Regions from separate parts of the Homo sapiens genome. Here regions 2, 3, 4, 5, 6 and 7 are each linked to region 1. A link is an interaction called in ENCODE POLR2A ChIA-PET data of the cell type or tissue named here. Cell type or tissue: CD4-positive, alpha-beta T cell. All regions are shown on one strand.

Region 1 (4,000 bases):
AACATAAAAGTGTTCCTTTCTACTGCAAAAGTATACCAGGGCTCCTGCTGCCTGATAAGCCTTCACAACTGCATAGGAAAAACCATGACAGATCAAAAGTAGCATGGTTTCCCTAGCAAGCAGACTCAGGGAAAAAAAAAAAAAAACAAAAAAAAAAACCTGTAGCATGGAATTCCCACCCTCATCAGTCAGAAGAAACAGAATAAGTCAACAAGTGGTCCCAGGAATTATATCATGTCTATGTCAAGAAAAGGCCATTTAACACCCTAGTTGTAAATAGGATTCCATCTAAGAAACCGCCTGGATATTTCAAATGCGCACAGCAAAGAGACAAGACTACCTAAGGGAAGGGTGGGACTAGGGTTCCCACGGTTGTTGGAATAGGCACACCTGAACACCAGGCTTTCAGGCAACAGAGGTGGCCCAGCCTTAACTTTCCCTTTCCAACATAAGTGGCCCCAACCTCCCCCATGCTGCTCAGTACTAAAACCGAATAGGAGCAATGAACTTATCATCTCACCAGGCCATTCTTCCAGACAAGTAGGCCTAAGATGGGGTCTTTCCTTGCTGATCTAAAAGGTCAAGTTGCCCCAAAGGCTTCTTCTTACTGCCAACAAAAAAAATCCTGAGTGCGGGGGATGAGGAAAGTTGTTCAGGAAAGATACAGGCATTTGCCATGACTACTGACCAGAAAGAACTTCTTGAACTACTTGGAACAGGCAGTGCCATGTGTGAATCCTCCATGAACCTCACATGTACAAACCTAGATTTCAACTTGCCCACTTCGGGCCACTCAGTCCTGAGCCAAAGCCTCCAGCCCAGTCCAGCCCGCAGCAAGGCCTTACCTGCTGCAGTGGACTCCTCAGAGTTGGCCCCCGAGCTGGTTCCTGTCGCCTTCTCACTGTGACTATGGCTGAGGCTCTGGCCCTGGTGCAGGAGGAGTCCCCAGAGGAGCCACAGGGCAAGACGGACGCATACATCCATGACTCTAGGTCTCAGTCAACATGCGTCTGATGTGGACACCTCGGGATCCCAGAGGCAAAGCCAGGAGCCCGGGAGTGCAGCCGACGGTCTCCAGGCAAGATGCCCTCGCGGCTCCGCAGCTGTCCAGCCACCCGCGAGCCTGCCCCCTCCAACAGCCAAAGGTCAAGTGCTCCAAGTTTGGGTGCGGGAGGAGGGCTGGCTCCTCAGGTCCAACAGTGGGTCCGCCGGGGCTGCGGCGGCCTGAGCTCGTGCCGCTTCCGGAGACTTCGGGCAGGGTGGCTGCGGGGCTGCTGTCAGCTCCGCAGATTACTACACCCCTGCGGAAGGGGGCGGCCGGAGTCTCCGCGGGCACAGAAGTGGAGGAGGAAGAGAAGAGAAGAGAAGAGAGGCGAGAAGGGGGCACCTGACCTCGCCCTGCCGAAGAGCGGCGAGCAGCAGAAGCTGGGGAGGGCGTGCGACCCGCAGGGTCCTGAGGGCGCGGGCGTCTCCGGGATCCTGGGCCTCCTAGGCCGAGGTCAGCGCCCCCGCCCAGTCCCGTGCCCAGGCGGCTGGCGGTGCCCAGGTCCAGCAGGCGGACGCACACCGGCCAGGCCCAGGACAGCGGCTTCCAGGCGGGCGGGCGGCGCGGGGCGGGCCCGGGGCGGGCGGGGGCGTGCGTCTCCGCGCCCGCCCCGCGCCGCCCGGTCCCCAGCGAAGCCCGGGCCAGCCCCAGCGCCCAGCTGGATCCCGGAATAACCGGTGAAGACGGCTCCCCGGAATCCCCGCCCCTAGCGGGCTCTCCCGGACCCCCGGCCCGCGCTAGTCTTTGCCAGGATCCCGCGCAAAGGATCAAGTCCCAGCTTCCCTTTCCCCACCGAGAGTCTCCAGCGCCAACCGCGGGCCGTCGGGCGGGTCCCTGACCCGCAGTTACTCAGGTAACTCAGGCCTGCGGCGGCGGCGACAGCAGCTGCCCTGCCCCGATCTCCGGGCCTTGGTGCTGCTCCACTCGCCTCAGTTCTAGAGCTGTCTAAACAGAGGCCCAGGACACGACGTTAGCCTCCCAGGAGCTGCCTGAGGCGACAACAGCCTGACCCGGCTCGGCCCGGGGGCGAGCTCCCAGCCCCCAACTCCCGGCCAGTTCCCAGGCTCCGCCCTCGCGCCTCGCCTGACAACCAATCGGCTTCCGCCTCTCTGCGGCTTGGGAACCCGCGCGCTTCGTCGCCCATGCGCAGCGGCCCCTGGTGGGAAAATCAGCAAACTGCAGACAGGACTCGGCGCTCCTGGGAGGGCCTGCTCTTTTGCAGAGGGTTGCCGAGTGAAGCTAAGACCCGCCCCGGGGGAGGCCCACGAGGGCCACTGGGGCCTGCGAGTGTTTTCTGAGGAAATGATGATGCCAGAAAGCAAAATGAAATGTCCAAACCACTCTAGCTAAAATTCCCCTACACATTCCTTGAGTCTGGGCTAAAGGGTGCCATCTGCTTTCCCGACCCCGCCTCCCTTCCCCTCCAAGCTAAGTGGGATGCCCTCCCTTAGCTCTCACAGCCCTTTTTCCTACCTGCCCTCAAGCTCTCAGCCCTTTAAGGTTTTTCGGTGGGGCCTGTAAATGCTTCCTCCCTGCATCTCATTCTCCCAGCTACCTCTCTGGTGGAGGAGGTGTCAGCGACTTGAGAATGAGTGCGCCAAAGAAGACAGAGCCACGCCTGAGCCTCCTTCAACAAAGCCTGCACTTCCTGTTCTCTTCTCAAGCGTGCTGTCAGCAGATCTTGACTGAAACCTCTGTGCCCTACCCTGTCCTTGGCACCAGACGCAGGGGAAAGGATCAGGCCCAGTCCCTCCTCTGACTGACAGTGCTAAACCAGCTACCTGTTCTGAGCAAGGCCCCTGAAGACTGGGAACACGAATTTGCCCAACAGCTGCCTGGCTTAAGGGTTAGGCCGTTGATATAAAAATACATGGCTAATGTAACCTACTACCACTCTCCCGGCTCTGTTAAGCTCCTGTCACACTAGCCTTCGTTAAGTTCCTAACCACGTCAAACTCAGCCACCTCACAGCCTTTGTATCTGCTGTTGCTTCTGCATGAAACACTCTCGCCTGCTCCCAGTTCCTCATGTAGCTGGTCTCTTACTCTTCCAGATACAGCTCAATGTGTCTCCTTAGAAACTTTTACTCTGCCCACCCCTTCAAAATCAGTCTGTGGCCAAAATTGGACCATTACATCTGTCTGCCCCTCCCCCAACAGATAGTGATTGCCACTTTTCAGGTCAGAGACTGTGCCTTATTCATCTCTGTGACACTAGGACCCAGCCATAGACCCTGCACATAGTAAGTTCTCTGTAAAAGCTGGATTACATGAGTTAATTCACTTGAACACTCAGATACTAAAAACTAATACCGGAATATTGGAAAATTGACCAGAACAGTTGAAACCCTACCTAGGTTCTCCTAGACCTATTCTCTGAGCCAGGGGTCTTAAATTCAAATGGCAAAATGGGCAGGTAGGTAATTCAATTAAGAAAAGTAGGTAGGAGTAATACGGAGTGGTGGGGACTGTGGAGAGCAGGCAGAAAGATGGGCCTAGTATTGCTGGAGTGTCATTAAGAGAAGATGGGGCTGGGTGCAGTGACTCATATCTCTAATCCCAGCACTCTGGGAGGCCAAAGTGGGAGGATTACTTGAGCCCATGAGTTCAAGACCAGCCTGGGAAACACAGTGGGACCCCCATCTCTACAAAAAAAATTTTTTTAATTAGCCATGAGTGGTATCTGGCTTCTGTGGTCCCAGCTACTCAGCAGGCTGAGGGGGGATGATCGCTTAAATCCAGGAGCTCAAGGCTGCAGTGAGCCATGATCACACCATTGCACTCCAGCCTGGGCAACAGAGCAAGACCCTGTCTCAATTAAAAAAAAAAAAAAAGAGAGAGAGAGAAGATGGAAATCTGGACTTTCATATGACATATCCTTTTTAAAAAAATATTAGCAATTCGTTTAAAAGGATAAAACCTTATATAGGCCACAGAAAACATGTCTGCAGCCCAG
Region 2 (4,000 bases), 70 kb after region 1:
CGGCCTTTAAAGTGTTTTTATACTAATAAAGAGTTTAAGGGTGTGCGGCAGTCTTGTGAAAGCAGGTGAGGCTTGAGCAACAATTTTTAGGAAGAAAAGGAGATACGATTTTTAGAGAGGGTATGATGTTCTTTTTTTTTGTTTGAGACAGCGTCTTGCTCTGTTACCCAGGCTGGAATGATCTTGGCTCACTGCAACCTCTGCCTTCCGGGTTCGAGCGACTCTCCTGCCTCAGTCTCTCGAGTAGCTGGGATTACAGGCATGCGCCACCGCTTCTGGCTAATGTTTGTATTTTTATTAGAGACGGGGGTTTCACCCTATTGGCCAGTCTGGTCTCGAACTCCTGACCTTAGTTGATCTGCCCACCTTGGCCTTCCAAAGTGCCGGGATTACAGACCTTGAGCCACCGTGCCCGGCCTTAGAGAGGATATGATGTTCTAACCAAGGGAATGGCTTGATCAAAGATCTATCCTAGGGAGGATACTGTAAAACAGAAGGTTCCAGATAGTTTTGTTGGGATATGTTATTAGGTTACACTAGGCTAATGAATCTCTTCTTCCTGGAATTCCACCCAGCCTCGTTTCCCAGCCCTCTTTTCTTATCTAGGGCAAAAATTTTCATTCAGTTTAACTGTGTGTGATAATCCCTGGCTCTTCTAGTATTTTTGTGAAGGTTAGATGAGAGGATGTATGAAAAAATGCTTTGTAAAGTAGGAAGTACTATACAGTCCATTCATCTAACAAATATTTATTGTTTTTGCTGTTTGCTGGCTTTGATACAAAGGAGTTTAATGAAGTGGAAAGGAAAAAACTACTTCCCATTTACGTCTGGAGTTAGCAGCAAATTGGAAATGTCTTGGGAAGCTTGCATAGTCTTTCAGATAGTCTTAAAGTTGACAGTTGCCTGGAGTTGTAAACGTTTTGACCACATTTCAGGATATCCACTACTTTTCTGGGTAGAAAACTAAGTTTTGTCATTGTACCCAGAGTTCACAGAGATCACAAAAGTTAAGATATGTAAAACAGTATATCAGTGTATAGAACTTCAGTTTGGACAGTGTCAGAATATATGTCTGTCCATTGATTGGACTACTGGGTGTATTATAAGGCTACTTCTTGTATCTGAGAATCTGAATTATTAATTAGGAGATTTTTGAGCATAGAGGACAGAGTAAAATTAAGGATAAAGTTAAAGGTTTCTTTTCTATATAACACTATTTCATTTTTCTTTTTAAATATATCAAAAAGAAAAACCTGCAGTGGGTATAAATAAGTCCATTCATAAAGAAAAAAAGGAGAAAGGTTAATCTTTGTTGTAAATTTCATCTTTGCCATGGGTATACCTTATAAATTATCCTTACTCCATAAAAGAGATTATTTCTGATGACTAGAACTCCCATATTTGCCAGAGAAGTGTCTTTCCCTGATAGTGCTGGATCTGTAGTACCAATTGTTGGTTTTGTAGGTTCCCCATTTATAGTGAATGCAAGGTCATTTTCCTTTAATTGGCAATGTTCTTTCTCTAGGAGCTCTAGGCTCTAGACTCTAGAAGCATTGGCCGCTGGGGTCAACGATAGCTTTGTCTTGGGCAAATAGATTCTTGTGCCTTAATTTCTTCCTTGTAAAATAGAGATAAAAATACCTACATCGTTGGATTCTTGGGAGGTTTACATGAGATAATTCATAAGCAGCATTAGAACAGTGCCTGGGACATAGTAAAAACTCAAATGTTATCTTGTATTCTTGGTGGGGGTTTCAGCTTGGGCCAGTTTAACATATTTGAAAGGATAAAGGCTCAAGTGTGATATGCCTTTAAACTTTAATGGGTTTATTTCTGTCTCTAGGATTACTTTTTTTTTTTAATGGATTTTACTACATTTTTGGAGTAAAATCCAAATGGAATGGAAAATAGTTAATGCAAATATCTGTATTATCTAGATCTTTTGTTATTTGTTTGTTGAGACAGAGTCTCACTGTGTTGCCCAGACTGGAGTGCAGTGGCACGATCTCAACTAACTGCAACGTCTGCTTCCTGAGTTCAAGTGATTCTCCTGCCTTAGCCACCCGAGTAGCTGGAATCACAGGTGTGCACCACCGCTATCAGCTGATTTGTGTTTTTTTAGTAGAGGCGGGGTTTTGCCATGTTGGCCAAGCTGGTCTCAAACTCTTGGCCTCAAGTGATCTGCCCACCTTGGCCTCCCAAAGTGCTGGGATTACAGGCATGAGCCACCGCATCCAGCCTTGTTATTGTTAATAGAGGAAGTAAAGTGTTACATGTTCTTTCTCTGATTATGTCAGTAGTCACAAACTGAAAACCCACAGGAACCAGACAGTTGATGTAAATGAGTGATGGTGGGTATTGTGGCACTTTGGAGAGTGCATGCTCTCACAGAAGAGAGATAGATAGAGGGAATTGCTACTAAGCTTCAGCCTGTCATTGCCGTGAAGTGATTACAGTCATGGTTTGGTTAATTATCAGGTTCTTCATGAGAAGCCAAAAATCCGTTGGTTTTTTGGTTGTTTTTTTTTGTTTGTTTTTGCCATAACTGTATTTTTTTTTTTTATTCATTTATATTTTTTGAGACAGAGTCTCGCTGTGTTGCCCAGGCTGGAGTGCAGTGGCACGATCTCAGCTCACTGCAGGCTCCACCTCTGGGGTTCAAGCAATTCTCCTGTCTCAGCCTCCTGAGTAGCTGGGACGGCAGGCGCCTGCCACCACACCTGGCTAATTTTTGTATTTTTAGTAGAGACGGGGGTTTCACCATGTTGGCCAGGCTGGTCTCGAACTCCTGGTCTCAGGTGATCTGCCCGCCTCTGCCTCCCAAAGTGTTGGAATTACAGGTGTGAGCCACCGCGCCCGGCCAAGGGTGTGCTTTAGAGTAACTTGAACTTTTTCTGAATGCAAATGTCTGTACCCCAGCCCTAGACATTTTTGTTCAATATTTCTAGAATGGAGCCTGGGGGTTTGTATTTTTGTTTGTTTGCTTGCTTGCTGGAGTGCAGTGGCACCATTGTACCTTGCTGCAGGCCTGAACTCCTGGGCTAAAGTGATTCTCTAGCTTCAACCTCACTAGTAGCTGGAGCTTCGTACAGGTGTGCACCATGTTTTTTGTTTTTTTTTGTTTTTTTTTTGTTTTTAATAGAGACAGAGTCTTGCTGTGTTGTCCAAGCTTGTCTGGCTTTAAGCAGATCATCCTGCCTCAGCTTCCCAAAGCATTGGGATCTACAGATGTGAGCCAGTGTAACCAGCCAGAGTTTGTATTTTGAAAAGCTTGCCACCTAATTCTGATGTGGCCCTCTAGAACCACTGGTTTTAGTGAGCTTTGTTTAATCAAAGGAGTTACTCAGTTTTTGGATATTGAGATAAAGAACTTAAGTATTTGATTTTTTTTCCTAGGAAATTTCAGGAGAGAGAATATTTCTGTAAAGCATTTATTTAAGGGACAGCCTTATCTTTTTCAGTGTTGCACAAAATGTTTGGTTATTAGAATGACTGGAAGTGTTAGTGGGATACTAGAATTTGGGGAAGACCTCAAAATGCAATATTTAATTCTATTATATGAACACGGCCTGAGTTTCCTAGAAGAAAAGACTACTCTTTACATACATTGTGTGGCTATAATAGAAAAATCATCATCTCTGTCACAGAATCCAGATGAGCATGATTGACTGTTTTCAGAGTTTTTATGCTGAAAGTAGTTTACTTATTAATTTATTGTCTGCTAGCAGAAAAGAGGTAGCAGGCATCTAAATTTAAGGAAAATTTGTGGAGGGGGAAAGCTCTGAGTAAACTATGAAGCTATTTTTTATTTTTATTTTATTTATTTTTTTTTAATTGATCATTCTTGGGTGTTTCACTATGAAGCTATTCTTATTCAGACAGGGGGAACCAAACTTTTCTGTGTAGGCGTTCTTGGAACAGTTTGGTTCAGTTCCTTAAATGACCGGGTGCATAGTTTGGATACAGGAGTAAAATAATTTATGTGAGGTGAGCGTTTTTG
Region 3 (4,000 bases), 130 kb before region 1:
TCTAATCTTACCTCTGCCTCCTCAAGACACCAAGTGGCTAGATAAAAGAGGGCATGCCTCTCATCAAGCCAGTGCCAAACTGCTGAGGTGTATGCCTATGTGGATCTATACCTGAGAAGGCCTGATGCATGTTGGGTACTGACAAAAAATTAGAAGAAACTGGATAACACAACAACTATAGAAATTTGCACACAGCTCTATGGTTTACAAAGGATATTTTTCAAGCCTCACATCAGCCATTGAAGGTATATGTTACTGGTGTCCCTATCTCATAGATGAAATAACTATTCTCTAGATACTTCCCTACTTGATGTCTCCCAGAGTTGCCATATTTTTTGCCTCCTGCCTTTACTCGTTAAGTTCCCCTTTCCTGGAATGCTCTTCTTCCTTTCTTCATCTAGTAAACTCCTGCTCATCTTTAAAAACCAAGTTCCAACTTCACCTCCTCTGCAAAACCTGCTCCTGACATACCTTCAGTCAGAATTAGGGCCAGCTCTGTTTACTTCTAGCTTTTCAACTTTAGGATGAAATCCAAGTTCCTCAGTATGGCACACAAATCTGGCTACAGCCTGCCTTTCTAATCTTATTCCCAACCTCTCCCTCCCTGCCCCACTATTACATTTGCTCAAGTTAAAAGAACCACTGACCACAGATTCCCAAGGACATCATACTTGTTACTCCACATGATGTATCATGCTCAGCCCCCTCCCCATGTAAACCCCTATTCATCTCCAAAAATTCATCTCAGGCAATACCTTTTCTGGATAGTGTTTCCTATCATCCTCAGATGGATTAACTCTTTTCTGTACTTCCAGAGCATGCAGGGCTCATCTCTTGTTACAATATCTATGGGGATTGAATATGTATTTTTTTTTGCCTCAGTAATATGTGAGACCTTTCTAGGTAGTAAATTCATCTTATTAGTCTTTAAATGAATATGCAAAGCATATCCAGCATCCAGCACATAGCACACACTAAATATGTTTGAAGAAAAAAGAGAGAAAGAAGGCAAGGAGCACATCAAAAAGTAAGAAAGATTTCAAAGGAGGTATTTATAAGTGAGGAGAAGAACACAAGAATGAATGAAAGGAAATGAAAGGAAACTCACTGAACTTAAGTGAATCAGACAATTCTTCTTAATGCTATGAAGTACAAGTACACTGAATGTGAGGCATATGCAGACACAGACATGCACAGAAGGACTTGAAAAAATACATATATAGTCAAACAAACACAAACACCAGTTAGGTCTGAAGGGAAGCAGGGCCTTGGGAGCCAGCTGCCAATTCCTCCTTAGACAGGAAGAGTCAGAAGTTTTTAATTTCTGAAGCATGGCTTTTCTCTCTCTGCTAGCTTGACCATTCCTGGCTGCTAGGTGATACCTGCATTCTGCCTACCACTCTGTGGGGCCCAGATTCTGCCTAGACTGACAGCATCTTTGGGCTGCTGATTACATTTCTGGCTCTGCTTTTACTTCCAGGTCCTGTGTCCTATACCTCAGGCCAAACCCTTTGTCCCTAACCTGCTCCTTGATCCTCAACCTCATTTATGGGCTTTCTTTCAGCCCCTACTTCCTTGGCTCAGTGTTCCTCTTCTCCCTCCACTTCTTGTCTTACACAGACACATCTAAATGCAGAAAGACACATACCCACACAAGCACAAAATGATGTATACACACATACAAAAAAAACACAAACACAAAGGCACATATAGACATATACACATATATAGACATCTATACAAACAAGTCTTACAAATATATCTCATCCCTGTCATCGACAGGATTACCATCCAGAAAAGACAAAGCAGACTCAATAACAAAGAGGGGGGAAGGAAAACAACAGCCTGCTTAGTGAGAAAGAATTTCCCTATCTGTCAAAGCAAGCCACCGTCGGGTTTTCCTGGAAACATGAGGGGTACCATCTGGGGGAGCTGCTGCCTCATCTTGTATCTGGCTAAGGTACTGGGACAGATTGCAAACTATGCCTACTCTCACTGATACGTAGCTCAGCTTGTCTGGGAACTGGTACCCTTGCCTGCGTGCTGGCTGACAATATGGCTTCTGCTACACCAGTACATATAAGATCACTGCATCCTGATTCCTCTGGAAACTCCCACAGGACCTATGCATACTACCATTACAGCCCTTAAAATGTGCTATTGTCACTGCCTGTTTACATAATTGTGTCTCTCACTAGCCTAGGGCTTGTTCATGGCAAAGAGTATCTTATTGTCATCATTACTTTATAGATGAGGAAAGTGAGTCTCCAAATCACTTGGCCATATATTTAGTACATTGCAAGGTTTGGATTTGAACCCAGGTTGGACTCCAAAGCTCATGCTTAGACTTTTAAAAAGTCAAAGTCCAAATAGTTTATTCTAAAGCTATTCTAATAAACTCACAAAAGTTAGGACTGAATGTATGAGCTGGGCCAAATAACTTGAACTCAATGGAAGTTGCGGCCTATAAACTGATGAGCCACTCCTGGTAGGTGAATTCTACAGCCACCCTATAAGTACTTACAAGGAAGAATGGGAACAGGACATTTCTTTAGCCTAAGGAGCAGGTTTCACTTGAAAAATTATGTCATTCATGGTGTCAGCTATCTCTGTTCTGTCCAAAGGGCCTGAGCAGACTTCAATCCATGCTTTGCCTGAATTAAGAGCAGGGGGTCAGAATGTTCCATGAAGTAGGAGACAAGATGATGACTGCACCAGGATACAGGCAGAGAACTAGAAAGAAAAAAGGCAGAGCAGTGCCTCCAAACTGAAGTCAAAGAAGAATTACTGTAGCAAAAAATATATATACCAGAAACCAATGCTGAAGTAAATTTGCATATAGTAAATTTTTTTAAGAAAGGAGAAAGAGGCTGGACACGGTTGCTCACACCTGTAGTCCCAGTACTTTAGGAGGCCAAGGCGGGCGGATCACTTGAGGTCAGGAGTTCGAGATCAGCCTGACCAACATATGAAACCCCGTCTCTACTCAAAATACAAAAATTAGCCGGGCATGCTGGCATATGCCTGTAATCCCAGCTACTCGCGAGGCTGAGGCAGGAGAATCGCTTGAATCCAGGAGGCGGAGGTTGCAGTGAGCCGAGACTGTGCCACTGTACTCCAGCCTGAGCAACAAGAGGAAACTCCATCTAAAAAAAAAAAAGAAAGGAGAAAGAGGAGGAGGAGGAGCAGAAAGAGAAAAAGCAGCAGCAGCAGTAGCTCCAGGCTGTCAAAGCTGTGTGCAGGGAATGCAAAGAAAAGTTATGTTCAGAATTGGGTCCAGGGACCAAAAGGAGAGCTCTGCTTCTCAGGTGCCGGTATGGCCTCTGGGAGTGATATAGCAGCCATGGGAATCAGAGAGAGGCCCTGAGCACAAGGTTAATCAAGGAAAAATAAAACTAGAGCCACTTGGCTGGCTGTCTTTGACAACTCCTCACATGTAATGTCACATAGTAGGGGTCAAGAAATTGATTCAGGCCCCTGGTATATGGGTAAGAGGGAATTGCCACCAGGGTTGTCCCACAGATTCTTTGACATCTTAACTTCCCCAGAAGCAGTACTAACTACAAAAAAGGAAAAGGAAGGAATAAAAAGAGGGAAAGAGGGAGAAATTCTCCAAAAGAGAATGCTCCAGGACTCTTCAGTCTGACATTCTCAAAAGTCATCTATACCTCCCCAGGAACTGAGGCAACCTCGCTGTCAGTTAGCTAACCACGGATCTGCTTCCAGCAACCATGGTACTTCAGACTTCAAAGCACCACTGCATCTCTATCAAAGTTGGAGGCAGGGGAAATGGAGATAGAGGCAGGGCATGGTGGCTTACACTTGTAATCCCAACACTTTGGGAGGCCAAGGCAGGCCGATTACTGGAAACCAGGAGTTGGAGACCAGCCTGGCCAACACAGAGAAACCCCTTCTCTACTAAAAACACAAAAACATTAGCCAGGCGTGGTGGTGCATGCCTGTAGCCCCAGCTACTCAGGAGGCTGAGGCATGAGAATCA
Region 4 (4,000 bases), 50 kb before region 1:
ATTCTTAAGGTATTGGAGATAATTGCCAACTTCTAAACTTCAGTGCCCAACCTCTAACCCTGTCCCCACCCCTCAAGAAAAATTTGATTTTCTGATCTTGTATCCTTCTTTACTGTTGTCCTTCTTTTCAAATTTGCAATTAAAACATCAGATAAGTGAAGGCACGCTGGTGTTAAGTAGTAAAGGTACCAATTTTAGAGTTGGATTTAGGTTTGAATCTTCTCTCTCTCAGCCATTTACTAGTTCTGTGACCTTTTACCCTCAATTTTCTTATCTATACGATGGTACTAATAGTACCTATCTTAAAAGATTGTTATCTTATCGATGGTAAGACATCTACTTATTGCTTTATTCAACAAAAACTTACTGAGCATCCATTACATGCCTAGCACTGTGCTCAGCATTAGGGTTACAGCAGTGAACAGGCACTGGTACTATCCTCATGGAGCTTATAGCCTAAGGGACCATAGTATTTCTAAAGCACCTAGACAAAATTTAAATTTTTTTAAATCACCTAAATAAAATAAATATGTAAAGAACCTCACACAATGCCTAGCAAATAGTAGGTGCTAAGTGACAGTATATATTATTTTATAATTAAAACATCATAAGCCCTCACAGAACAATACGCTTTAGAATTGGCAAATCTTTGGAAATCAAAAGGTCCAATTTTCTCATTTAATAGAAGAGCAGATTAACTAGCTCCATAATAAACTTATTCAGGACACCTATTCAGTCAGGGCATATGCTAGCTGCTCAGGATACAAGGATGAGTAAAACACAGTCCCTACCTTACATCAAGTAAATATGCAAAGGGAGAATGACTCGCCTGAGGTAACCTAGTTCATCTCTTAGACTGGAAATCATGTCTTCTAATTCTCAGTGTTTTGCTCTTTCCACTGAATCAAAATTATTCAACTCAAATAAAAATACTTAGGAAGAAGCCTACCACTGTGCCAAAGAGAGTGCATCCTACAGCTCAGCAATTCCTCACGAGTAGTTTGTCAAAAAGGATAAGCCCCTCTGGGCCTGGAAGCTGATTCTTTTTTTCCTCTGTAACAGTCCATAGCACACAGCAGCTAGGGCCTCAGGGGCCCTGGTAAGAAGTTACAGAAAGATGCAGAAAAATAGAGTAAAAGCCTGAAACCACCAGAGCCACTGGTAAGTAAAGAAAAGGTAGAGCAAGGCCAGACCAAGACCCTCCTCCCTCATCCCAGATATTAAGTCATGTTCCCTCCAGGCTAGCACTAGCCCCAGAACTCTACCTTTGTCCCTCTAGGCCACCCACCCTGCCCCCTGCAAGGGCCCTCTTTAGAGTTTCAACATTAAGCTCCATTTAATGGAAAAAAAATAGCACTGGGAAGCAGAAAGAATACATCATGCAGTTCCAGAAACCTGGCTGAAACTGGCTCCACCACTAACTAGCTGAATGTTTCTTAACTCATCTGTTTCTGCATTTGGAAAATAGGGACAATACTCACTTCTGGGAACTGTGGTGAGCATCAGAGATGTGTCTAATGTATCTAGAAAAATGCCTGGCATGCAGCGGTTACTCAATAAATGGTGCAATGATTACTTATGAATGACAAGGTCTCCCTTGTCTGCCCCATGCTCTAGTGACCGCAGGCTTCAGCAGAGCAGCACAGTTTAAGACTCCCACAATAGTATGAAGTATTCAGGGAGATGTGGCACCTTCACTGGCTACATTTCTCAATCTCTTCTCCCCACAACCTATACCAGCTCAGGTCTCCACTCCACCCCTCCACCTTTAAAAAAAAAAAAAAATCTTTGAACCTGCCTCCTCTGCTGCCTCTTCAAAATACCACCCTCTTTCCTTCCTTCCCTCGCAACTATATTTCTCAAAAAAGTCTTTTGTTCTACATCTTTGCCTCATACTGACTCCCTAAGCCACAGCAGTCTAGCTTCTGTCCCCACCCCTCCACTGAAACTGCTGTCACCATGGTCACCAATGACTCAGTAGCCTCATTTCAGGCTCACCCTACCTGTTCTCTGCTGCAACAGACACTATTGCTTTCTTTTAGAAACTTTTCTCATTCCTGGCTTCCCAGACAGTACTTTCTCTTGCCTCTCTGATTGCCCCTCCTCAGGCTCCCTCCCTAACTTTTCTGTCCACACATATCAGAGTTCCTCTCTGCTCTATCCTTAACCCCCTTTCTTTCCCCATTTTATAAATTTTACTCAGGTGATCTCATCTACTTCTACAGTCTCTACTATTTCTTAGAGTTCATGATTCTCTCATGTCTATTCCTACCTCTCTCAGGAACTCCAAAACTCATGTCTTCTCCCCCAACTACCAGATATTTTCTCATGGATATCACCCATAACCATCTCAAGAGCAGCATTAACTTCCCCGGCTCTCTCTCTTGTATTCCATGTGTTAACAGCATCACAGTAATGCCCAGTCACCTAACACTGCCTCCTTCATCCTTCCGTCACACAATTTAAATCAACCCCCATGACCACTACCCTTGTTCCAGCCTCATCATCTGCTACTGCAAATCTTCTGGCTGCCTTCCCTGCCTCTAGTTATAATCTATACATTCTAAGCACAGGCATATAAGAGGTCTTCCTAAAAAAAACACTCTGGTCATGTCACACCCATCTTAAATATCGACGGTAAAGCTTAACTCCAATAGGATTTAAGCTCTTTACCATAAAATACAAGGTCATTCGGGATCTGGCCCTTCACACACACCCAGCTTCATCTCGTGCCACTCCCTCCAAGTAGTCCAACACTCCAGTTCAGGGAACAACTCGTCATTCACTGAATATGCCATGCACTTCCACAGTCACACTGCCCAGAATATGCTCCAGGGCACTCTGTCTGGCACAACCCTGGTCATCCTTACAGGGTGGCATCTTTGATATTGCTAAGTATTTAGACCCTCCTTCCTTTCTCTCCCAGTATATTTTCTTTTTTTTTTTTTTTTTTTTTTTGAGACAGAGTCTCACTCTGTCACCCAGGCTGGAGTACAGTGGAGCGATCTCGGCTCACTGCAACCTCTGCCTCCCGGGTTCAAGCAATTCTCCTGCCTCAGCCTCCTGTCTAGCTGAGATTACAGGCACATACCACCACACCCAGCTAATTTTTGTATTTTTAGTAGAGATGGGGTTTCACCATATTGGTCAGGCTGGTCTCGAACTGCTGACCTCGTGATCTACCCGCCTCAGCCTCCCAAAGTGCTGGGATTACAGGCGTGAGCCACCAAGCCCAGCCTTTCCCAGGACATTTTCTATGTACCTCTATTGTAGCACTTGTGACACTGTACAGAGTGCACTTGTTTATGGGTGTCTCAGTAACCTGCAGGTTGTTCATGGACACAGACTATGTCTTTCACATCTCTGCACCCCAACCCACTTGCCCAGCCTCTCAAGATAAGCAACCAGACTATCAGTCCTAACAGGGGATACTCCCCCTATAGCAGGAGAGCAAATTCTAATGACAACAGGAAGTCTCAATAGTTTCAACTTCCCCTCTTGCAAATGCTTCCAGATGGACTGACCCCACAAGAGCTATTTCCTACCTGGTTCCTGGGGCCCCTATGCCTGGTACAGCCTGTTCAATAGAAAGAGGAGAGCTTCCTTAAGGTTAAAATTCTTTGGAAAATGATTTCTAAAATGGGCTGAGCTGACAGGTAGGACTGCCAACTGACAGAGCCATCTCAGGAAGTAATTTGTGAAATAACTCCAAGACCTTTATACATCTTCCAAAGCAACTGGGATGGTTGCTACAACACCCTGTGGCTGGTCTTCTTGCCTTCCATCAAGGCTTGGGAAATTGCCCTGCATCACAATACTTACAAACAAGTTGCTTCACTAGGCAGAAATCTATAATGACTTCTCATTGCTTAAAACTGTAAACCAGAGTGATTAGGAACAAGCACACTGAAAACATATTACCTGGGCCCGAATCCCACCTCTACCACTTATTAGCCATGTGAGTTTGGGCAAATTATTTCAGTTCTCTAGGCCTCAGTTT
Region 5 (4,000 bases), 110 kb before region 1:
TCATTATATAAAGAGATAGCCACCACTCATGTCTGTTGCGGCACTATTTACAATAGCAAGACATAGAATCAACTTTAGTGTCCATCAATGGATGACTGCATAAAGAAAATATTATTTTTATACACACACACACACACACACACACACACACAATACTACTCAGCCATAAAAGAAGAATGAAATCATGTCTTTTGCAGCAACGTGGATGGAACTGGAGGCCGCTATCTGAAGTGAAACAACTGAGAAACAGAAAATCAAACATCACATATTGCCACCTACAAGTAGAAGCCAAACAATGTGTATAGGGGGACATGGAGAGTCCCTGGAGGCAGTGGAGACTTCGAAAAGTTGCCAGGAGTGGGGGAGGACGGTAAGGGACAAGAAACTACCTTTTGGGTACAATGTACCCTATTTGGGTGATGGATACACTAGGTACACTAAAAGCCCAGGCTTCACCAATACACAATATACCCATGTAACAAAACTGCATTTGTACCCCCTAAATCTATAAAAATAAAATATAAGACACTTTTCTAAAAGAACTTTTACAGACACCTAGTTTAAGTAACCACAGTTTAGTTAACTAGGTAGTTTCAATTTACTCCTAATTATTACAATTCATGCTAACAGCAAAAATGTAGATGATACATAGAGTTAAAAGTGCATTTCCCCCACTAAATGTTAGGTCATGATACCAGTATGAAGGCTTCCAAAGGACAATTTTCTCCTATGCTTTATCCTAAATTCAACCTTTTTCTATCAGCTCCTTTGCTTAGAAATACAGGTATTTGGCCGGGCGCAGTGGCTCACGCCTGTAATCCCAGCATCTTAGGAGGCCGAGGCAGGCGGATCACAAGGTCAGGAGTTCAAGACCAGCATGACCAACATGGAGAAACCCCATCTCTACTAAAAAATACAAAAATTAGCCAGGTGTGGTGGGGCACACCTGTAATCCCAGCTACTCAGGAGACTGAGGCAGGATAATCGCTTGAACCCGGGAGGTGGAGGTTGCAGTGAGCGGAGATCGTGCCATTGCACTCCAGCCTGGGCAACAGAGCAAGACTCTGTCTCAAAAAAAAAATATATGTATATATATATATACTCATCACATTGTCCTTTGATATCCCATTTTGGAAATTCAATGCTTCTCATTTGGCCTTGCCTTTTAAATCTAGCATTCCTGAACACTCAATATTAATGTCCCCAGTTATAGCTTGTTTCTAAAGCCCATAGAGTTGTTTCAGTCCTTCCTCATCTGGTCTTGTTTTCAGCTTCCTCACATCTTCTGCAACACTGTCAAAATCAGCCTGCAGGGCCAGGTACAGTGGCTCACTACCTATAATCCCAGCACTTTGGGAGGCTGAGGCATTGCTTGAGCCCAGGAGTTCAAAATCTGTCTGGGCAACATAGTGAGACCCCATCTCTATAAAAGCCAAGCATGGTGGTGCATGCCTGTAGTCCCAGCTACTCAGAAGGCTGAAGTAGGAGGATCACTTGAGTGCAGGATGTTGAAGCTGCAATGAGCTGTGATTGCACCACTGCACTACAGCCTGGGCAACAGTGAGACCCTGTCTCCAAAAAAAAAAAATCACCTTTCAGGGACATGGTGATGACAGCCAGGCTGCTACTGCTCTCCAGGCTCTCTTTAATTTATTTTAGAACAATAACAAATCTCTTACATATTAATGTAAATAATATTTTTATGGAAAATAATTGTTTTCTGAAAAAATCTCGAGAAGGGTAGAATTGTACATTTTTGCAAATCTTTTAAATGTCTGGCTTAATAGAAGACAGACATAATCTTATAGCTACATTCAACCTATTGTGATGTGTTGTTTTGGCTAAAGATCAAAACATAGATATGCAGTTGGAAAAGACAGGAATATTTTACTAGTCAGACTATTGTGGATACCTTATACGAGACTATACCCAAACTCAACAAGCGGTAGGTTTCTTAAAGGTTAGTTGCAATGTGAAATCCCAAACTATATGAATAAACTTTTTGTACCCTCTAACATTAAAATCCATTGGTCTATCTTACACTTTGAATGGATCTTTAATACATGCATGACTTTGTAACATGATGCACTTGTCATTTGGAAACTATTGGTTAGGAGTTAGTGCAGAGCTTCCAAATGTTGACACTTTCATTTATACAATATCAAAATAGCCACAATTATTAATATCACCACTGATTTCATCAGAAAAGCTTTTAATCCAGGAAAACTGTCAATTTCACAGTGACAGATACAAGTTTTCTAAAATCCAGTTTTCACTTAAAAGCTGGAATTTTATCATTGGCAACAAATACTACCAGTTGTTTTCCTTAAAGCAGAAGATGCATTTCATTTATTTACAAGAAAATTCTGCCAAATACTGAATAACCATAGTTATCTATCAAGTATTCTTTCAACTAATGATAGTGCTGCCTGAAAAAAAAGAGGTATGTCAACTTACAACTCAATTGCACAAGTGCTTTCCTTGAGATAACCATCAAACTTCTACATGCAGCAGAAATGCTTTATGCATACTTATATTTCATCACACAGAATACTAAAAGGCATGAACTCATGGGATGCAATTCAATAAAATTAATGATTTCTACTTCTTTGTTGAAAACTTTTATTTTTTTTAACTGACAGTGTGTGGAGGTGAGGAATACAGTCATTACTAGTAGTTCAGTGCCACTGGTTTGATTTGTGTTAAGGTGCCAGCAGTTTTACCTACCACTGTTTTTGCAACATCAGTACAAAGGTATACATAGTTTTTTTTAAGGCAAATAATATATTATTATGAAACGGCTTTGATCTTCTGGATGTCCTGAAAAGGCCTTGCTGCCACCCGCCATGGTCTAAAGACTACACTTTGATAGCTATTGGCAGAAAAAAACACAAAGTCCTTTCCCTCCTGCCCAAATCTCCTCACCTTTCTCCAGGCAGAGCTAATCATTCACTGTTCACTGTTCTATGCTCCAAAGCACTTTGTGCATAGCTCTGTTATATTAATTCTCATGTTATGAGTTGTTCACATACCACATCCAAGTGGTAAGAACCAAGCTTGACTCACTCTATCCCCCAGGGCCCATTATAATATTACCACTACCATCTACCCTGTCAAGTATGAAATCAGTATGTGCTGGCTAAATGAATGAATGAATGAAGAATGTGTGAATTAATTAATTAAAAAACCATATCTCCCAAAAAGTCAAGGGAATTCTTGAATACAACCCACCAATTCCCACCACCAATATCCACTGTCCATCTAATGCTTCGACTTTCCCAACCACTTTCTGTTTCTCGTCACTAAACAGTAATTCATCCCTATAGGACGAATTGGAAATTGCCAAGTTTTACCAGCAGGGGCCCCATCAGTAAGAAGAATTTCTCCCACTTCACCTCTTATTTCTCAGCCAGGACTAGCAAATTCTGCAGCTACTCTTGATGGGATTAGAATCCACCCTCATTCTTGGAAAGGGATCAAAAGACTAAGACTTGAGAGTACTAGCCCTGGGAAGATTTTCAAATTTGGTCAAGGACCATGAAGTTCAAGAGATAAAATAGCATGGGGCCTAGAATGGGGATGAGGTGAGGGAGGAGTAAGGGATGGACGCTCTGGCCAGAAATGTAAAGTCTTTTTTTTTTTTTTTTAGACAGAGTTTTGCTCTTGTCGCCCAGGCCCAGGCTGGAGTGCAATAGCTTGATCTCGACTCACTGCAACCTCTGCCTCCCAGGTTCAAGCGATTCTCCTGCCTCAGCCTCCACTGCCACGCCTGGCTAATTTTTGTATTTTTAGTACAGACGGGGTTTCACCATGTTGGCCAGGCTGGTCTCAAACTCCTGACCTGAGGTGATCCACCCGCCTCAGTCTCCCAAAGTGCTGGAATTACAGGTGTGAGCCACTGCGCCTGACTATGGAAATGTGAAGTCTTAAAAAAGGAACAGGTTTGAGACCTGGAGTTATCCAAGAAAGGTCCCCAGTGAAATATAACATCTCAGCTGAG
Region 6 (4,000 bases), 200 kb before region 1:
GCTGAAGAGACCACCCTTTCTTAGGCCTGAGTGTGTCTACTGCTTCAGTGAAAACCCACTTAGTCCTCCTTGGTCATTCAATAATACAAAGATGTTCATTAATCAGTTCATGCACTCTACATGTCTACAATAACCCACTGTCATTATATATATATAAACCTGCTGATATGCTATTGAAATGAAATATAGAAGTAGGTAACAGGTAAAAAGCTTTCAGCCCATAGGGGGTTACTTCTATCCCTGAGCATACTTTTCATATTTTAGCTTTTGTACTCTTGCTCAGGTTGTTTACTCTGCCTAGAATGTCCTATTCTGCCACCTCCATAGAATAAAGCTCTATCCACCCTTAAAGGCAGAGGTAACATGTCACCTTGTCTATAGGATACCTTCACTAGCCCTCATCTGGGCCTCAGAAGTACTGTGTACCTCTACAGAACACTCATGTTGTCCCTTCAGGGCAGAACATGATTCATTCCAGGTCTTCCTACAGGGTCCAGCACAGCATTGGCACAATGCAGATATTTCCTTAAAGTATTTAATGAATGCATGTTGCTACGTGTCTGGACTAAAATGTAAGACTCTTTCATACCTTAATACCAGTGGAAATAGTATAGGTGCTATCTTGCAGGTGTGCCTAGGAGACCCAGAGCCTTAGCCTTAGCCTATCCACTACAACAGCTTTGGTTTCCATGGCACAGCAGTAGCCCTTCTCAACACAAGACTCACAGAGAGGAGGCCCAAAGAGCACTGTATCCAGAGCCTTCAGCTGCAGCTTCTGCCGATGACTCCGGTCTGTCATCTTCAGCACAGTCCCTGTCATGGTGGTGTTGGTGACAGCCAGCCTGTTGAGGCAAAGAGTAGCAGATCAGTTCCCTCCCAGTAAAGCCAGGAAGGATCCTGGTAGGATTACCCGCCTCCCCCAGGAACACTTCTAGCTCTTGGTGATTGCTCCCCTCTGCACTCTAGAACACAGAGTCTATACCAGTTGGGTCTCAACAGGGTATATGGAGAGACACATAACATTTACCAAGAATTTGTTCAGCCCTCTCCCCATATCCACCAACTTCTAAGCACCCTATCCTCTAAGGATTACCTGTCTGTGACCATTCCCACACCCAACTAAATTTTCTGTTGTGCTTCTCCTTCCAGGGTTTATCCTCTACATATTTTCCCCACCTCCTACCATTTATAAATGCATTTCCTGTGCAGCCCAGGTCAAACTGTCATGTCATATGACCCAGTGATTCTGGGATTTATGAATTATCCTAATCTAAACTCACTGTCATTATATATAAACCTGCTAATGTGCTATTGAAATGAAATATAGAAAAGGAAAAAAAATTTTAATTAACCACTGATGACAAAAATGGAATTAGTCCTGTTAGCTTGTATTTGAGTCACTGCAATACAAGTTACCTCCAATAAAATTACTGTAATTTTTTATGACCTCCACCCATACTGTCAGTGATAACTTTAATAAGAGAAAGCCTGTGAACAAGAAAATGACCTAGGAAAAATGGAACTTTGTTTCTCTTCTGCTGGAACACAGTGGATATAAGAGGAGGGGGGTAAAAGATATGAAAGGTTGAAAACCACTGGTCTAGGTCCCACAAGTAAGCACTTAATTCTATACTACTCTATAAGATTGGTGCTCTTTTCTGATGCATAGCTTTATTTCTCCAGCTAGAAAAGAAGCTTCTGACATCACAGTGTGATTTATACTCCTGTCTGAGCATACAGGAACAGCTACTTCCTTCTCTGGCCTTGGAAAGCAATCAAGCCCACCAGTAAGAGACGCAGTGAGGCACTGTGATGGGGTGTGGGAGTGGTTAGGAGATCTGGCTTCTCATTTCAGCTCTACTAGTGACTCATTTGTCTGATCATAAGTTGCTTTGTTCCTCCCCGAGGACCTCAGTTTCCTACTGTGCAAACTTATGTAAAATCAGATGCTTCCTACAAGCCTGGGAGTTCTTGGGGTTCCTCTTTGAAACACTTGTGCTGCAGTTCGTCTGACTAATGAGAATAAACATTGTCGTCTTTTCTACAGTCTATTTCTCAAAGAAACCTATGAACTGGAATGCTATCTACTTGTAAGCAATGAAAGAAATGAGAAAGGAGCTAACACTGACTAAGCAACTACTGTGTGTCTGCTACTGTTCTGATACTTTACATACAATACCTCATTCAGTCCTCACAACAACCTTAAGAACTCAGTTCCATTATTAGTGTCACTTTCTTTTTTTTTTTTTTTTTGAGACGGAGTCTCGCTCTGTCGCTTAGGCTGGAGTGCAGTGGCGCGATCTCAGCTCACTGCAAGCTCCACCTCCCGGGTTCACGCCATTCTCCTGCCTCAGCCTCCCGAGTAGCTGGGACTACAGGCACCTGCCACCACGCCTGGCTAATTTTTTGTATTTTTAGTAGAGACGGGGTTTCACCATGTTAGCCAGGATAGTCTCGATCACCTGACCTCGTGATCCACCCACCTTGGCCTCCCAAAGTGCTGGGATTACAGGTGTGAGCCACTGCACCCGGCCTAGTGCGACTTTCTAGATAAGAAAATGGAGACTTAGAGTTGAGTAACTTGCCCAAAGTCACACACAAGTAAGTGGCAAAGCCAGAGAATGAACTCAAATCTGCTAGATTATTCTCATTATACCATGTGAGCTAGTGATGGGCCTAGAACCACCCTCACTTCACCCCAAGCACTGAAGGCCCCATGCTTCCTGCTGTCACTAAGGTGCCACAGCTTGACATCCCCTACACCTGTGCCCAGCCTGGCTGGACCTGGTCTTGGCTGTAATTCTAGCCACAAAAAAGCTAAGTGAACCAGTGACCTGAGAACTGACTTCTTATCCTATGCTTTGCAGTTTTAATCCAAGCCAAAGATATCCTTCCCATGAGGAAAATGGTCCAGGGATCCACAAGGCAATATTGCTATTTCTATGGGTAGCAAGAAAGAAACCTAAATCCTGGATCTTAGTGGTCAGTCATCTACTTTTCCATTAAACATGGAGTTCCTCAAGTCAGGGGTCAGGTCTAATACATCTCTTTGTCCTCTGGGCCCACCAGAGAGTATGGCACATGGTAGGTGCTTAGTGAAGTTTTGTAAAATAGAACTAAACTGAATATTGAAAGGAAGCCTATCTTTAACCACATGGCACAAGAGGAAGATGCAGTGAAAAAAAGCAGGGCATTTAGAACAAGACAGACCTGGGTTCAAATCCCAGCTCTGCCACTTACCAGCTTGGATAAATTATAAAATATTTGAGATTCAGTTTGTTCACCCAAAGGTTGGGATACTCTTCCTCCCAGAGTTGTGAGAATCAACTGAAATAATATGTAGGAAAGCACTCTATAAAGGGAGGTACAAACATTAAGATTATTACTCTCTCCAGAGCAGAGAGAAGCTGTGAAGAAGAGGCTGCAGGCAGCAGAGGAGGGAACAGCCAGCTCAGCTAGGCCTGGACAGCAGTGCTCAGTAGCTCTGTGGCTGGAGACTGCAAAGTGTGGGCATTCCAACAGCTTCACCTTCCCCTTTCCCCTTTGCTGAAGCTCAAAACCAGATGCACCTACATAATAAGATGACAGATTATACATAATCAGCACTTACCAGATAGTAAGCCCTTTGAGGGCAAGGACAGCTTGTTGTCATCTTTATCCCTAGCACCCAGCACAAGTGCTTGGCACAGAGCAGGTACCCAGTAAATATTTGTTGGATGAATAAGTAAATGGATTAATGACTGAATGGCATATGGCACTAGTTTGACATGACAAGAAGTCCAAGCAGTACTCCATCCCCTTCCCACTCCCAGCCCAAGCCCTAGCATATTCAGCGTGTAAAGTAGGCAAAGAGTTATGAAACAACAGCTGTTGGAGCCATCCCAGAGATGAGGCTGGGGCCAATGGCAATCAGCCTCTCCTCTGTACCATTTTTATTATAAATAAGCTGTATATGGATAACCCAGGGGAGGCTAAAAGAGCCCTGAGGCTCCCGGGTGAT
Region 7 (4,000 bases), 96 kb before region 1:
AGCCAAAAACCTCTTTCTCATTAGAACTTAAATATAAAGTTTAAGAATCACTAGAGAAGAACTGAGTCTCTGGTACACCATGCTGGGAGGAGCAAAAAGGGAAAAAGAATATGCTTCTGCTAAACCTAATCATCTTCTAGAAGAGAAGTCTCTGGCTATCTCTCCTCCAGGGTGCACTCAGCTACTCCTTCTGTGTCCCATTTCTACCTTCCTCCTCCTCTAAGCATTCTTTTCTTCAAATTTTGATCTCACAAGAAGCCTCCTTCCAGAAGAAAATGGCTAATCCCTACAGCTAGTCACCACCAAGCAGGCCTTGACCTCAATAACATGGGCTTCTGATGCAGGAGCTGTCCAACTGTTATGATACCCTTTGCCCACTCCTTGGTTTCCCATAGGGCTTCAGACTCCTGGTAGACAGCCTATTTGCCTGCCCTTTTGTTTCTATGACCTTCCTGACTGAATTGAAAGTGTCTGACTGACTCCCAGATCAGTGTTCACATGCTGGAATACCCATTTCAACACTTATTTAACACTTTCAAGCAGCTTTTGCTGATGACTGAACTAGCTGAACTAGGCAAAGGCACTGGGAAATCAAACAATAACACACATTTCTCTGGCCTCCAGGATCCCCTTTTTCCCCAATCCCTAATTATTGAAATATGTATTGAATTGCAGAGGTAGCAAATATGGGTCTTTGAATTCCAACTTTCCTATACATTGACTACTCCTAAGGATTAATGTTCTTACCTGAAAAAATCAGTCAAGTCTTTTGAAAAATAGTAAAGCTCTATACAAATGTTAGTTGTTCATCCATCAGTTTTCTACTCTCTGCTTAACCTGGAAGACTTTATTTTATTTATTTATTTATTTATGAGACAGGGTCTCACTCTGTCACCCAGGCTGGACTGCAGTGGCAAGATCATGGCTCACTGCAGCTTCCACCTCCCAGGCTCAGCCTCCCAAATAGCTGAGACCACAGGCATGCACCACTGTGCTCGGCTAATTTTTGTATTTTTTGTAGAGATGAGGTTTCACTATGTTGCCCAGTCTGGTCTTGAACCCCTGGGCTCAAGCAATCCACCACTTCGGCCTCCCAAAGTGCTGGGATTACAGGCATGAGCCACTGAGCCTGGCCCTGAAGTCTTACCTTCCCAACAATAGCAAAGAGAGTCTTTGATTCTTCTGGTATTCCCCTGTGTCTAGCCCAGTGCTGGGCAGCACAATATCTGGTCTAGAGACAACTGAAAGGTGCATACTGATTTTGAAGATTTGCTATCCCAGGTTTGGAGTCCCACATACCACAGGTCTTTATATACTAAAGCTTCCAAGAAGAAAGACGGCCCCAGAAGAATTAAACCAACACACACTTGTTCAAAAGCTACCCCAAATTATCTGACTGGCGCCTGACCCAAACGTTCTTGTGCCCTAGCCAGCACTCATCAGGGTCTGAGATAGCCAAAAAAATAATTACAGACACCTCAAATGGCTTTCTGCTGGGAAAAGTTTGCTGAAAGTGTTGGAGTGGGCACCCAAGGACTTACCCAGATAAAGGACAACACCTAGGGGGCATGTCCAACCTATCAGTGGACCCTCTAAGATTATACCCTTCTGGGTTCAATCAGTAAGGCTGGTTCCCAACAATCAGTCCCAATCACAGCGGCTCTAAGTGCACAATGATAAACGCCTTGAAAATATAAACACTGAGGAACCAGGCACACCACTGCATGGGGTAAAAACAATGTGGATTCCAGTTTCCATAGTAACAAGAGGACAGACTGAAACCTCCCAGGCCTCTTGCTGGCTGGTTAAAAGAGAACACATTCCTGGGCTCCAAAAGAGACATGAACTAAGAGAGAGCTTCTCATTATCTTTCTGCCCCATATAACCCTCCACTCAGACAATAAAAGAAAGATAACTGGCCCCTCTTTGTCTTTTCTTGGGAGAAGATAACCAACAGCATCTACTAAACAATGTTGCAGTCAAGATGATCATTCTAGGAACCAGGTTCTGACTCTCTTCCTGCAGCTGAAGAGCAGCCCTTCCTTACAGGATGCCTTTCTCAGCTGGGGTAGCAGAGTGTCCTCCCTGAAAGGAGACTATCCAGAATGAAGTCTACCTGAGCCTCCTGGCAGCCCAGGCTCCATAGCCCTGCTCCCTCCTCTGCACAAGCCTGATCTGATTTCTGAGGGCGATACCTCTATGCCAAAGCAGTTCAGGCTTCTACATCTCTTGCCTGGGTTACAACAGTTTCCTCACTATTCGCCCTGTCTCTGTTCTAGTTTCTTTCAAACTCATCCTCTACCAAGCAGTGAGTACAATTTTTCTAAAATTCAAATCTGGGCCAGGCACAGTGGCTCATGCCTGTAATCCCAATACTTTGAGAGACTGAGGCGGAGGATCACTTGAGCTAGGAGTTCAAGATCAGCCTGGGCAACAAAGCAAGATCCTGTCTCTACAAAATAAAAATTTAAAAATTAGCTGGGTATGGTGTCATGCACTTGTAGTCCCAGCTGCTCAGGAGGCTGAGGCAGGAAGATCCCTTGAGCCCAGCAGTTTGAAGTTGCAGTAAACTATGATCGTACTACTGCACTCCAGCCCAGGTGACAGAGCGAGACCTTCTCTCAAAAAAATAAAATAAAATTCAAATCTGACTAGATAGCCCTCTGAATAAAATCCTTCACAGGCCCACACAAAAACCTGTACATAAATGCTCACAGAAGCTTTATTTGTAATACCCAAAACTGGAAGCAGCCCATATATTCTTCAACAAGTGAATGGTTAAACTCCAGTACTTATGTACAATGGTACATGACTCAGCAATAAAAAGGAATGCCCAGCCAGGCACAGTGGCTCATGCCTATAATCCCAGCACTTTGGGAGGCCGAGGCGGGCAGATCTTGAGGTCAGGAGTTCAAGACCAGCCTGACCAACATGGTGAAACCCCGTCTCTGCTAAAAATACAAAAATTAGCCAGGCGTGGTGGTGCATGTCTGTAATCCCAGCTACTCAGGAGGCTGAGGCAGGAGAATCGCTTGAACCCAGGAGGTGGAGGTTGCAGTGAGCCCAGATCGCACCACTCCACTCCAGCCTGGGCAACAGAGCAAGACTCTGTCTCAAAAAAAAAAAAAAAAATGAATGACCTATTGATACACACAACTTGGATGAGTTTCCAAGGAACTGAACTGAGAAAAGAAAAAAAAGAAAGAAGCCAATTCCAAAAGGTTATATACTCTGTGATTCCATTTATGTAACATTTTTGAAAGGATAAAATTCTAGAAATGGAAGGCAGAGAGAGATTAGGAATGAGGAATGGGGTTGAAAGGAGACGGGAGTGGTTATAAAAGAATAGGAAGGATCTTTGTGGTGTTGGAATAGAACTTTATACACATAGATGAGTACAAGTAAAACTGGGAAATCTGAACAAGATTGGTGGATTTTATCAATGTCAATGTCAATATCCTGGCCATGATATACTACAGCTTGTCCAAAATGTTACCATGGAGGAAACTGCAAAGTTTTCCAGTGATCTCTCCATATTATTTCTTAGGACTCCATGTAAATCTATAATCATCTCAATAAAAATTTTAATTTAAAAAATCCTTCACAGGGTTCCCAAACTCCCTTAACAGTGATGCCTAACTTTTTTCAGTGAGGAATTCCAAAGAGCTCCATGTAATGATAGGTGTGCTTTTACTAACCACTGGTTGAAAAATGACTGAGGAAATAATATGGATTCATGAGACACCCCTCAAGGACCCCTTTCAGGGATTCAAATCCCCAAGACTGGGAATACTTGGCCTTTGCAATGAATATAATTTAGAAAAGCATGCAAGACTTTTTCAAGAGGCTGTCTCTATAGCATTTTCTAGCCTTATCTCCTGCCACTCACCAGCTCACATATACCCTACACTCCCACCATACTAAATTACTTTCAGTTCCATAAATATGCAAGGCTCACTTTGTGGCTTTGTACATGATGTTCCCTCTGCCCGCAATATCC

What was found. Peaks named below come from ENCODE experiments on the same cell type or tissue, not always from the same donor. Only the 100,000 strongest peaks of a DNase experiment are listed, where the experiment ranks them.
Region 2: POLR2A ChIA-PET joins it to region 1 with 14 read pairs; 18 of 35 experiments call an interaction of 5 or more read pairs at or near these places.
Region 3: POLR2A ChIA-PET joins it to region 1 with 15 read pairs; 18 of 35 experiments call an interaction of 5 or more read pairs at or near these places.
Region 4: POLR2A ChIA-PET joins it to region 1 with 27 read pairs; 21 of 35 experiments call an interaction of 5 or more read pairs at or near these places.
Region 5: POLR2A ChIA-PET joins it to region 1 with 14 read pairs; 16 of 35 experiments call an interaction of 5 or more read pairs at or near these places.
Region 6: POLR2A ChIA-PET joins it to region 1 with 24 read pairs; 23 of 35 experiments call an interaction of 5 or more read pairs at or near these places.
Region 7: POLR2A ChIA-PET joins it to region 1 with 18 read pairs; 15 of 35 experiments call an interaction of 5 or more read pairs at or near these places.

The regions. Positions count from the first base shown.
Region 1 is chr11:3,853,255-3,857,254 of GRCh38, reverse strand. STIM1 (stromal interaction molecule 1) reads right to left here and starts at 1,591. Exons shown (of 13, transcript NM_001382567.1): 1 at 846-1,591. The coding sequence starts at 984. STIM1-AS1 (STIM1 antisense RNA 1) reads left to right here and starts at 1,677. Exons shown (of 2, transcript NR_183662.1): 1 at 1,677-1,898; 2 at 2,597-2,932. It overlaps MIR4687 (microRNA 4687), which reads right to left and starts at 1,193; the gene lies at 1,114-1,193. RefSeq lists enhancers at 676-725, 736-815, 966-1,175, 1,391-2,336, 2,546-2,615 and silencers at 1,396-1,555, 1,616-1,675, 2,156-2,205. In CD4-positive, alpha-beta T cell, CTCF peaks have their summits at 2,010 and 2,214 (motif pointing left); DNase peaks (open chromatin) are centred at 1,384, 1,704, 2,194, 2,664 and 1 weaker place; H3K4me3 peaks cover 3,164 bases; H3K27ac peaks cover 3,504 bases.
Region 2 is chr11:3,783,717-3,787,716 of GRCh38, reverse strand. The region is part of intron 1 of NUP98 (nucleoporin 98 and 96 precursor); the gene reads left to right. Among named protein-coding and RNA genes, the nearest start is that of NUP98, 12 kb to the left of the region's middle. In CD4-positive, alpha-beta T cell, no CTCF peak of the experiment used is centred here; a DNase peak (open chromatin) is centred at 2,346; H3K4me3 peaks cover 541 bases; H3K27ac peaks cover 2,421 bases.
Region 3 is chr11:3,983,034-3,987,033 of GRCh38, reverse strand. The region is part of intron 2 of STIM1 (stromal interaction molecule 1); the gene reads right to left. Among named protein-coding and RNA genes, the nearest start is that of PPIAP40, 91 kb to the right of the region's middle. In CD4-positive, alpha-beta T cell, a CTCF peak has its summit at 1,904; a DNase peak (open chromatin) is centred at 1,933.
Region 4 is chr11:3,903,155-3,907,154 of GRCh38, reverse strand. All of the region lies in intron 1 of STIM1 (stromal interaction molecule 1), which reads right to left. Among named protein-coding and RNA genes, the nearest start is that of PPIAP40, 12 kb to the right of the region's middle. RefSeq lists a silencer at 3,282-3,576 and an enhancer at 3,282-3,576. In CD4-positive, alpha-beta T cell, no CTCF peak of the experiment used is centred here; a DNase peak (open chromatin) is centred at 1,924; H3K27ac peaks cover 1,700 bases.
Region 5 is chr11:3,958,598-3,962,597 of GRCh38, reverse strand. The region is part of intron 1 of STIM1 (stromal interaction molecule 1); the gene reads right to left. Among named protein-coding and RNA genes, the nearest start is that of PPIAP40, 67 kb to the right of the region's middle. RefSeq lists a silencer at 3,325-3,619. In CD4-positive, alpha-beta T cell, a CTCF peak has its summit at 3,332; no DNase peak of the experiment used is centred here.
Region 6 is chr11:4,056,123-4,060,122 of GRCh38, reverse strand. STIM1 (stromal interaction molecule 1) reads right to left here. Exons shown (of 13, transcript NM_001382567.1): 5 at 727-842. Among named protein-coding and RNA genes, the nearest start is that of RRM1, 37 kb to the left of the region's middle. In CD4-positive, alpha-beta T cell, no CTCF peak of the experiment used is centred here; a DNase peak (open chromatin) is centred at 1,902; H3K27ac peaks cover 262 bases.
Region 7 is chr11:3,949,267-3,953,266 of GRCh38, reverse strand. The region is part of intron 1 of STIM1 (stromal interaction molecule 1); the gene reads right to left. Among named protein-coding and RNA genes, the nearest start is that of PPIAP40, 58 kb to the right of the region's middle. In CD4-positive, alpha-beta T cell, no CTCF peak of the experiment used is centred here; DNase peaks (open chromatin) are centred at 1,746 and 3,966; H3K27ac peaks cover 3,881 bases.